Linked DNA regions of Homo sapiens: region 1 is linked to region 2. Evidence: read pairs that join two places in POLR2A ChIA-PET (ENCODE). Cell type or tissue: Caco-2. All regions are shown on one strand. Each heading gives the region's core, and the rest is flanking DNA. Links, peaks and the distances in the headings are about the cores only.

Region 1 (4,396 bases), core at 87-4,086, 54 kb before region 2:
AACATAGAATATCTTCATGACCTTGAGGTAGACAAAGATTTCTTGAATGGTTCACAAAAAAATACTAACCATAAAAGAAAAGATTGACATTTCATAATTTTGTTAACGTTCAAAACTTCTGTTTATCAAGAATACCATGTAGAGAGTGAAAAGGAAAGCTCCAGAGTATGAGAGTATATCTGCAATACATATACTTGACAAAGAATTCATATCCAGAATATATAAATAACTTCTTCAAACCAATAAGAAAAGAACAGACTTCCCAATAGAAAAGTAGGCCAAAGCCTTGGACAGGAAATTCCCAAAACAGAATATCAAAATGGCTAATGAACCTATTAAAAGAGTCCTCAATAACATTAGTCATTAGGAAAATGCAAGTTAAAACCACAAGGAGACATCACTGCAGCCATACCAGCATAGCTAAATGAAAAAGAGACAATACCAAGTGTCAGCAAGGAGGTGGAGCAACTGGAAGTCTCATGCAATGCTGACGGGCATGTGGATTTGTCTAATCACTTTGGAAAACTATTTGCCAACATATACCAAATCTTTGCATATGTATGCCCTATGACCCAGGAATTCTACTTCTAGGTACATGCCCAACAGAAATGTACACGTACGTGCACCAAAAGACACATTCATAATAGCTTTATTGATAATAGCTTAAAACGGAAAACAACCTAATGCCCATTAGTAGTAGAATGAATGAATAAATCATGGTATGTTCATGCAATGGAATATTATACAGCAATGAAAGAGAATGAACTGTTGCTTCACGTCACAGTATGGATGAATCTCCCAAAGTGTTTTACGAAAGAAATGAGTGTACCTTCCTCATGCTGTCTTTTTTCATCTGCCAACTAAACGGCCAAGACTCCAAGGACCTAGAAAAGGATGGAGCCACAAAGTAGAGAGAGCTTGGGGGACCCTGAATGACTATGTGGGAGGCTTACCTGGCCAGGAACAGTCACCTTGTATTGTGACGAGTGAAAATAACTTTTATTGTGTTAATCGACTGAGAATTTGGATCATCTGTTACAGCAGCCAGCATTCATTCTCCTAGGTGGTAAATAGGGCAAAACACATTATGTGATAACAGATGGTACCATCAGAATGTGCTGGAGAAGCTCATGAGAAGAGAGCCTACCAGGAGCTGGCATGGACAGGAAAGGTCTCTTACCTTCAACAAGAGCTAGAACTCAGATGGAACGCTGAGCTTAGATAAGTGACTAGAGAGAGCAAGATCCTACTGTCAGAGGCATGCGAACGAGAACAACTCCATCTTGAATAGGGGCTGGGTAAAATAAGGCTGAAACCTACTAGGCTGCATTCCCAGAAGGTTAGGCATTCTAGTCACAGGATGAGATAGGAGGTCGGCACAAGACACAGGTCATGAAGACCTTGCTGATAAAACAGGTTGCAGTAAAGAAGCCGGCTAAATCTCACCAGAACCAAGATGGCCACGAGACTGGCCTCTGGTCATCCTCACTGCTACACTCCCACCAGCGCCATGATGGTTTACAAATGCCATGGCAATGACAGGAAGTTATCCTATATGGTCTAAAAAGGGAGGCGTGAATAATCCACCCCTTGTTTAGCATGTAATCAAGAAATAAACACAAAAAATGGGCAACCAGCAGCCCTCGGGGCTGCTCTGTCCATGAAGTAGCCATTCTTTTGTTCCTTTACTTTCCTAATAAACTTGCTTCACTTTACTCTATGGACTTGCCCTGAATTCTTTCTTGTGTGAGATCCAAGAACCCTCTCTTGGGGTCTGGATTGGGTCCCCTTTCCTGTACCACTGCCAGGCGGGGGCAGAGGCACATGCTAAGGACAGGTAGAGAGCACCCAGTTCCTGCACGGGGAAGACAGGGTAGGGCCAGCTTTTGCAGAGGCCCCGTCATGCCCTGAAGGATCTTGGAAAAGAAGGGTTAAAGGCTGTTCTTTCCTTAGTAGAGCTGCCACCCACAATTTGAAATGACATATGTGCTCCGCCTACGCATTCAGGGCAGTTTCATGGGAGATGTGCGTAATTCCTTTAACCTGACAACATGACCTAGTGTCTCCTCTTTATTTTATAATGATCTACTTTTAAGAGAATTTATGGAGTCTGATGAATAGCTTCACATTTTTTCCTTTGAACTCCCAGATGCTGACCATATTCCAAATTCCAGCTGAAGTTCCCAGCCCTTCACCAGAGCCGTCTGGTAAATTTCTAACACTCCCCAGGACATTCCTGTTTCCTGCTGAGAAAGAAGAAAACAACAGTGCTTCCCTGAGGGCGGTTTGCTTCAGCCCCCAGGACTGGAAACTCCATTTTAGGAAAAGTGTTTACAAGGGTATAAAACTCGGAGAGGAAATGGCCTGGGAGTCTCTTGGGAAACCATCTGCGACCCCATCCTAAGGGTTTGCTGCAGAATTCTGTGGCATTCCTCAGCAGTGGGGCTGCCTAGGACATTCACTCTGATTTTGAAAATACATTGAAGTGCAAGTGTGTGTGCCAGTGGGCATCTGAAACAGCCCTGAGAAAATGACAGGCAAAGGTAAAAGAAGTGGGGGAGATAAAGAGAGAAGGAGGGAGGTGAAAGGCCTTTTTCTGCAAAAAGATCTCTTCCATGCATTTGAATATTTTTTAGGTACGGAAATATTCAAACATACAAAAATAGAGAAGATAGTGAAATGAACTACCATGTATTAAGTCATCCGGCTTCAACAAATATCGACATTTTGTACATCTTTTTCACCTATCTGCCCCCTCCTTTTTTTTTGCGGTAGAGCTGGGATTGGTAAATGACAATCCCATGGGCCAAATCCAGCCTGCCTCCTGTTCTTGTAAACAAAGTTTTATTGCAACACGGCCATGCCATTCACTTATGTATTTTCCATAGCTGCTTTTGCAACACAACAGCAAGGCTGAGCAGTCATGATAGAGACCATATGGCCCTCAAAAGCTAAAATATTTGCTATCCGGTCCTTTACAGAAAAAATTTGCTGGCCCCTACACTAGAGTCATTGCTGGGACCATAGGTGTGCACCACCACACCTGGCTAATTTTTATTATTATTATTAGTAGTAGTAGTAGTAGTAGAGTCAGAGTCTTGCTATATTGCTGAGGCTGGTCTTCAATTCCTGGGCTCAAGCGATCCTCCCACCTCAGCCTCCCAAAGTGCCATGATTACAGGTGTGAGCCACTGCACTAGGCTTAGAGTCCTAAAGCAAATACTAGACATCATATTATTTCATCTGGCTTCAAGTTTCCATCTCTAGCAGGTAAGAACTTTATAACTACCATACCAATAATGAAATGACCATGCCTAACAAAATTAGTAATTCCATCACCTCATCTCATTTATAATCTGTGTTGCAAATTACCCTAATATCTTGTGTTTTTTTTTTTTTTAAATAGAAACAGGGTCTCGCTATGTTGCCCAGGTTAGTCTTGAACTCCTGGGCTGAAGTGGTCCTCTCGTCTCGGTCTCCCAAAGTGCTGGGATTACAGGCGTGAGCCACCACGCCCAGCGCCCCCCAATATCTTTAAAAATATCTTTTTACAGTTATTTTTTTTACATCCTGATCTAAATAAAGTTCTCACATTGCATTTGGTTGATATATCTCTTAAGTATTTCTTAATCCGTTGTCATTTCTCCCTTACCCCCTTGCCTTCTTTCAATTACATTTATGTGTTAAAGAAACCAGGTCGTTTGTCCTCTGCAATCCCCACATGCTGGATATGGCTGGTTGAATCCTCACTGCATCATTTATCTCGACCGCAGTGCTTTTTTTTTTTTTTTTTTTGGGATGGAGTCTTGCTCTGTCGCCCAGGCTGGAGTGTAGTGGTGCTATCTCCACTCACTGCAAGCTCTGCCTCCTGGGTTCACACCATTCTCCTGCCTCAGCCTCCCAAGTAGCTGGGACTACAGGCTCCTGCCAACACGCCCGGCAAATTTTTTTTGTATTTTTAGTAGAGACAGGGTTTTACTGTGTTAGCCAGGATGGTCTCGATCTCCTGACCTCGTGATCTGCTCGCCTCGGCCTCCCAAAGTGCTGGGATTACAGGTGTGAGCCACCGTGCCCGGCCAACTGCAGTGCATTTTTAAGTGTCTGGGCCACATGAGGTGAAGTGGGAAAGGCCCCATTGCCCTTTCCAAGGGAGATGGGTGGAAAGATGTAGAATGAGAAGTCAATCGAATCAGACTGAGCATTGCCCCTTCAGGATGTGGAGGAGAGTATCAATTATAGTGACTTCTAAGGCTCGTGTAATGTAAACTGGTCCAGAAAGAATAAAATGTTATTTAACCTAACAAATGTCAGAGCTTATGGTACACAAGGAGTGGGAATAAAATCATATTAACATGAGGAACATCAATAGAATGATACAGGTGAGACACATACCATC
Region 2 (4,396 bases), core at 227-4,226:
ACCTCAGCCTCCAAAGTGCTGAGATTACAGGTGTGAGCCATTATGCCAGGTAGGGGCATTTCTTTTTTGGGTTTATTTTGCTTCAGTTACTCCCAGCTTCTCTGCTCTGGCCTAGTGGCTGGCTCCTTGGGAGCTGGGGTGGGGTATTTTGGTGGTAGAATGGTGGCTAAGAGCATAGGTTTAGGCTGCAGAGGGTCCTGGGTCATGTCCTGACTCTACCATTAAGGACCACATGACTTGGGACCTGTGACTTAACCTCTCTGAGTCTCAATGTTCTCATCTGTAAAATGAGAGAGAATGATCACCTGCCTCAAATGATTGTTTTGAAGATGGGGTGAGAATACTTATGAAGCCCTTAGCCCTGTTCCTGTCACCATTCTATCCCCTAATTTTCTCAGCAGACCTAAGACAGCCACAGGCCTGGGATGAGGGTATCTGAAGGAGGGTTTATGAAGCCAGGTTTTTCTCCCTAGATAAACTTGGAGGTCAAGGATAAAGACAGCTTGTTGTAGCAGAAAGATCCAGTTTGAGGTTTCTTAAGCTGGTAGAATCCAAGACTCGCAGGATTAGAAGAGATCCTGGAAATCCTGTAAGACTGAGAAGATGGCAGCTTTGTTGCAGGAAGGTGGAAAAGATAGTGAACCAGGATGACCTCCACAAAGTACCACTCATGAAGGCAATTGAGGTTTTGATGGGAGTGCCTGGAGGCCAAGAGTAGGATGGGGCCATGTGGGGTCTTTGAGCTCAGTCACTGTTCGAGTGAAAGCACAAAGTTACTTTATCCTCCCTTGGACCAATTCCTCATTTTTCCAGGAGGAGTTGCTGGTGACTTAGGAAACCTGATGGAATAGGTCCCAGTTGCCCTAATCGGGTTATAACCAACCCATGTTTCCCGTATGGCCTGGCACAGAAACCAAAAGAAGGTTGTGCAGATCTGGGGGTCACAGCTGTCCTGTCCTCTTTGAACAAACTAGAGAAGGCTAAGAGGAAAACATCAACAACCAAAATTACAGTCAGGAAGAAGTGCCTCCATCTGCAAGTAACTGGGCAATTACCTGCTAATTAAGCTCTCAGTTTGTTTTCTGAGGCTTAAAGTGTAGTACTTGGTAGATGTGCCCTGCCCTGCTTGTCACCAAGGTGTTGAAGATGAAGCATTTCACATGAATCAAGATGGAACTCTTCCATCTGATTAAATATAATAGCTTGATTTATTTCAACATCATGAGGTCTTAAAAGCAATGCCCTTTTATAGTTGGAGCACTGGGAGGGATTGCAGGGTTTTGAGTCCTCTGTATCTGCGGGTGGCGGTGGGGGAAGAGAACGCACCAAGAAGGGAATAGACACGCAGAATACACACCAGTGTTTGTCAAAGTATGGACTGTGGATTTATCTCTTTTGCATCTGAATCACCTGCCCATTATGAATACAGATTCCTGGGTCCACATCGGTCCCAAGTCAGACATTTTCCACATGATTCTTCAGAACATCCAGGTCTGAAAATCTCAGGTAGGGGTGGAAAGTCTTCTGGGGATATTAACATTGATCTATGAAGTCCACAGACCAATCAAAACACCATTTCAGCCAATAGTGTCTACACATACCCCAGGAAATCTTTTGCTTTAGCATTAAACAGATGATGGTTCCATGTTTATACCTCATCTCCCTATAGGTGGAGATGCAAATAGAAAAGCAGCCCAGCATCCCGAAGCCAGCGAAGAAACAGCACGCCTGTGTAAAAATTAACCCCCAGATCATCAAAGGCAGGCGTCTGCGTGCCAACTCCCTAGTCTCAGGTGTTGTAAATGCTGACTACTGCCAGTTTATCTACTGATAACGAAGGTGAACATAAGCAATCTCCAGAAATCGTTCACATGGGGCTCCCAGGTTCTTGAAAAACCACAAGAGATTGACAAATGCTTCTATTGTAGACACAAATGCAAACAAACAGCTCATTTCCTCAAGAGCTCCCCACTGCAGTGGCTGTAAACAGTATAGGGAAGGAGGGGAGAAGTCTTCTTTTCCCTTCCCCCACAGCTTCTTCCCCTTTCTGATGTCAGATTTTTCTGACACTAAGAAGTCCAGACTAGGGGAAAGAAGCTATTAATACAGAACTTCAGGAAGGGGATCCCCTTCCCCCAGAGGCCGCAGTTCTTTCAAAGTTTGTTACAAACCCTCCTTTTTTCTAGTTTCAGAGAGTCTGGGGCCCTAAAGCTTTGAATCCCTGAGTCTTCTGAGACATTGTGTTACAGTGCTTCTCAAACTTCATTCAGTGTGCTCTGGTGAAACACAGAGCTGGGTCCTGCCCACCAAAGATTCCAGCAGATTGTAATAGATTGTGATTATAGGCAGCCCCCAATACTCAGGAACAGGGGGTAGTAGCTCACATTAAATTAAAAAAATGCGGCCGGGTGCTGTGGCTCACGCCTGTAATCCCAGCACTTTGGGAGACCAAGGCGGGAGGATCACCTGAGGTCAGGAGTTCAAGACCTGCCTGGCCAACATGGTGAAACCCCACCTCTAGAAAAAATACAAAAATTAGCCGGGCATGATGGCGGTGCCTATAATCCCAGCTACTTGGGAGGATGAGGTGGAAGAATCGCTTGAACCCGGGAAGTGGAGGTTGCAGTGAGCCAAGATCGTGCCATTGCACTCCAGCCTGGGCGACAAGAGCGAAACTCCTTCTCAAAAAAAAAAAATGTTTTATTGAGATATATTTCACATACCATACGATCCTCCCATTTAAAGGTTTTTTTTTTTTTTTTTTTTTTTTTTTTTTTGGAGACGAGGGAGTCTCGCTCTGTCACCCAGGCTGGAGTGCAATGGCACGATCTTGGCTCACTGCAACCTCCACCTCCTGGGTTCAAGCAATTCTCCTGCCTCAGCCTCCTGAGTAGCTGGGAATAAAGGTGCATTCCACCACACCCGGCTACTTTTTGTATTTTTAGTAGAGACGGGGTTTCACTATATTGGTCATTTAAAGTTTTTTAGTATATTCAGAGTAGTGCAACCATCAGAATATTTTACAAGATTTGTATCACTCCTAAAAAGAACCCTGAACCCGTCAGCAGTCTCTCCCTATTTCTTCTAACTTTCCTCAATCCCAGCCCCAGCCCCAGGAAACCAGGAATCTACTTTCTCTCCGTATGGATTTGCCTATTCTGGAGAGTTCATATAAACGGAAGTATACAGCATTTGACCTTTTGTGACTGGCTTCTTTCACTTACTATAATGTTTTCAGTGTTCATCTATGCATCAATACTTCATTCCTTTTTATGGCTGAATAATATTCCACTGTACAGATACACCACATTTTGTTTATTCATTCATCAGCTGATGAACATTTAGGTTGTTTTTCTTTTTTTTGAGACAGAGTCTTGCCTTGTCATCCATGCTAGAGTGCAGTGGCATGATCATAGCTCACTGCAGCACTGACCTGGGCTCAAGCTATCCTGCTGCCTCAGCCTCCCAAGTAACTGAGACTGCAGGAAAGCACCACAACACCCAGCTAATTAAAAAAAATTTTTTTTTTGTAGAGGTGGGGTGGGGTCTTGTTATGTTGACTAGGCTGGTCCTGAACTCCTGGGCTCAAGTGATCCTCCCACCTTGGCTTCCCAAAGTGCTGGGAATGCAGATGTGAGCCACCACTCCTGGCCTGGTTGTTTCTACTTTTTGGTTTTTATGTATTAGCCATGAATTAATGCTGCCATGAACAGTTGTGTACAACTTTTTGTATGAACAGGTGTTTTCGTTTCTCCTAGGTATATAGCTAGCAGTGAAATTGTGGAGTCAAGTAGTAAATCTATGTTTAACCTGTTGAATTGCGCCACTGCACTCCAGTCTGAGTGACACAGTGAGGTCCTGTCTCAAAAAAACAAAACCAAGAAACACCTTTTGAGAAACTGCCAGACTGTTTTCCAAAGCAGCTGCACCACTTTACATTTCTGCCAGCAGTGCAAGAGGGTTTCAATTTCTCCACATCCTGGCCAACATTTATTATTACCTGCCTTTGATTATCGGCATCCCAGTGGGTATGAAATGGTATTTCACTATGTTTTTAATTTGCATTTTCCTGATGGCGAACACTATTGGGCATCTTTTCTCATGCTTATTGGCCATTTGTATGTTTTCTTTGGAGAAATGTATATTCGGATCCTTTGTCCATTTTTAAACTGGGTTATTTGCCTTTATTAAATTGTAGGAGTTCTTTATGTATTTCCGTAAGTTTCTTATCAGATATATGAATTGCAAAAATTTCCCCCCATTTTTTGGGTTGTCTTTTCACTTGATGTCCTTTGATGCATAAAAGTTTTAAATTTTGGTGAAGTCCAATTTATCTTTTTCTTTCCTTTGTTGCATGTGGCTCACATTTTTGAGAAATGTTGCTAAAATGCAACTT

What was found. ChIA-PET counts read pairs that join two places held together with the same protein. Peaks named below come from ENCODE experiments on the same cell type or tissue, not always from the same donor. Only the 100,000 strongest peaks of a DNase experiment are listed, where the experiment ranks them.
Region 1: POLR2A ChIA-PET joins it to region 2 with 5 read pairs; 6 of 35 experiments call an interaction of 5 or more read pairs at or near these places.

The regions. Positions count from the first base shown.
Region 1 is chr14:64,643,453-64,647,848 of GRCh38, forward strand. No RefSeq gene overlaps it. Among named protein-coding and RNA genes, the nearest start is that of PLEKHG3, 59 kb to the right of the region's middle. In Caco-2, for the core only: no CTCF peak of the experiment used is centred there; DNase peaks (open chromatin) are centred at 1,399, 2,099 and 2,229.
Region 2 is chr14:64,697,211-64,701,606 of GRCh38, forward strand. No RefSeq gene overlaps it. Among named protein-coding and RNA genes, the nearest start is that of PLEKHG3, 5.0 kb to the right of the region's middle. In Caco-2, for the core only: no CTCF peak of the experiment used is centred there; a DNase peak (open chromatin) is centred at 1,831.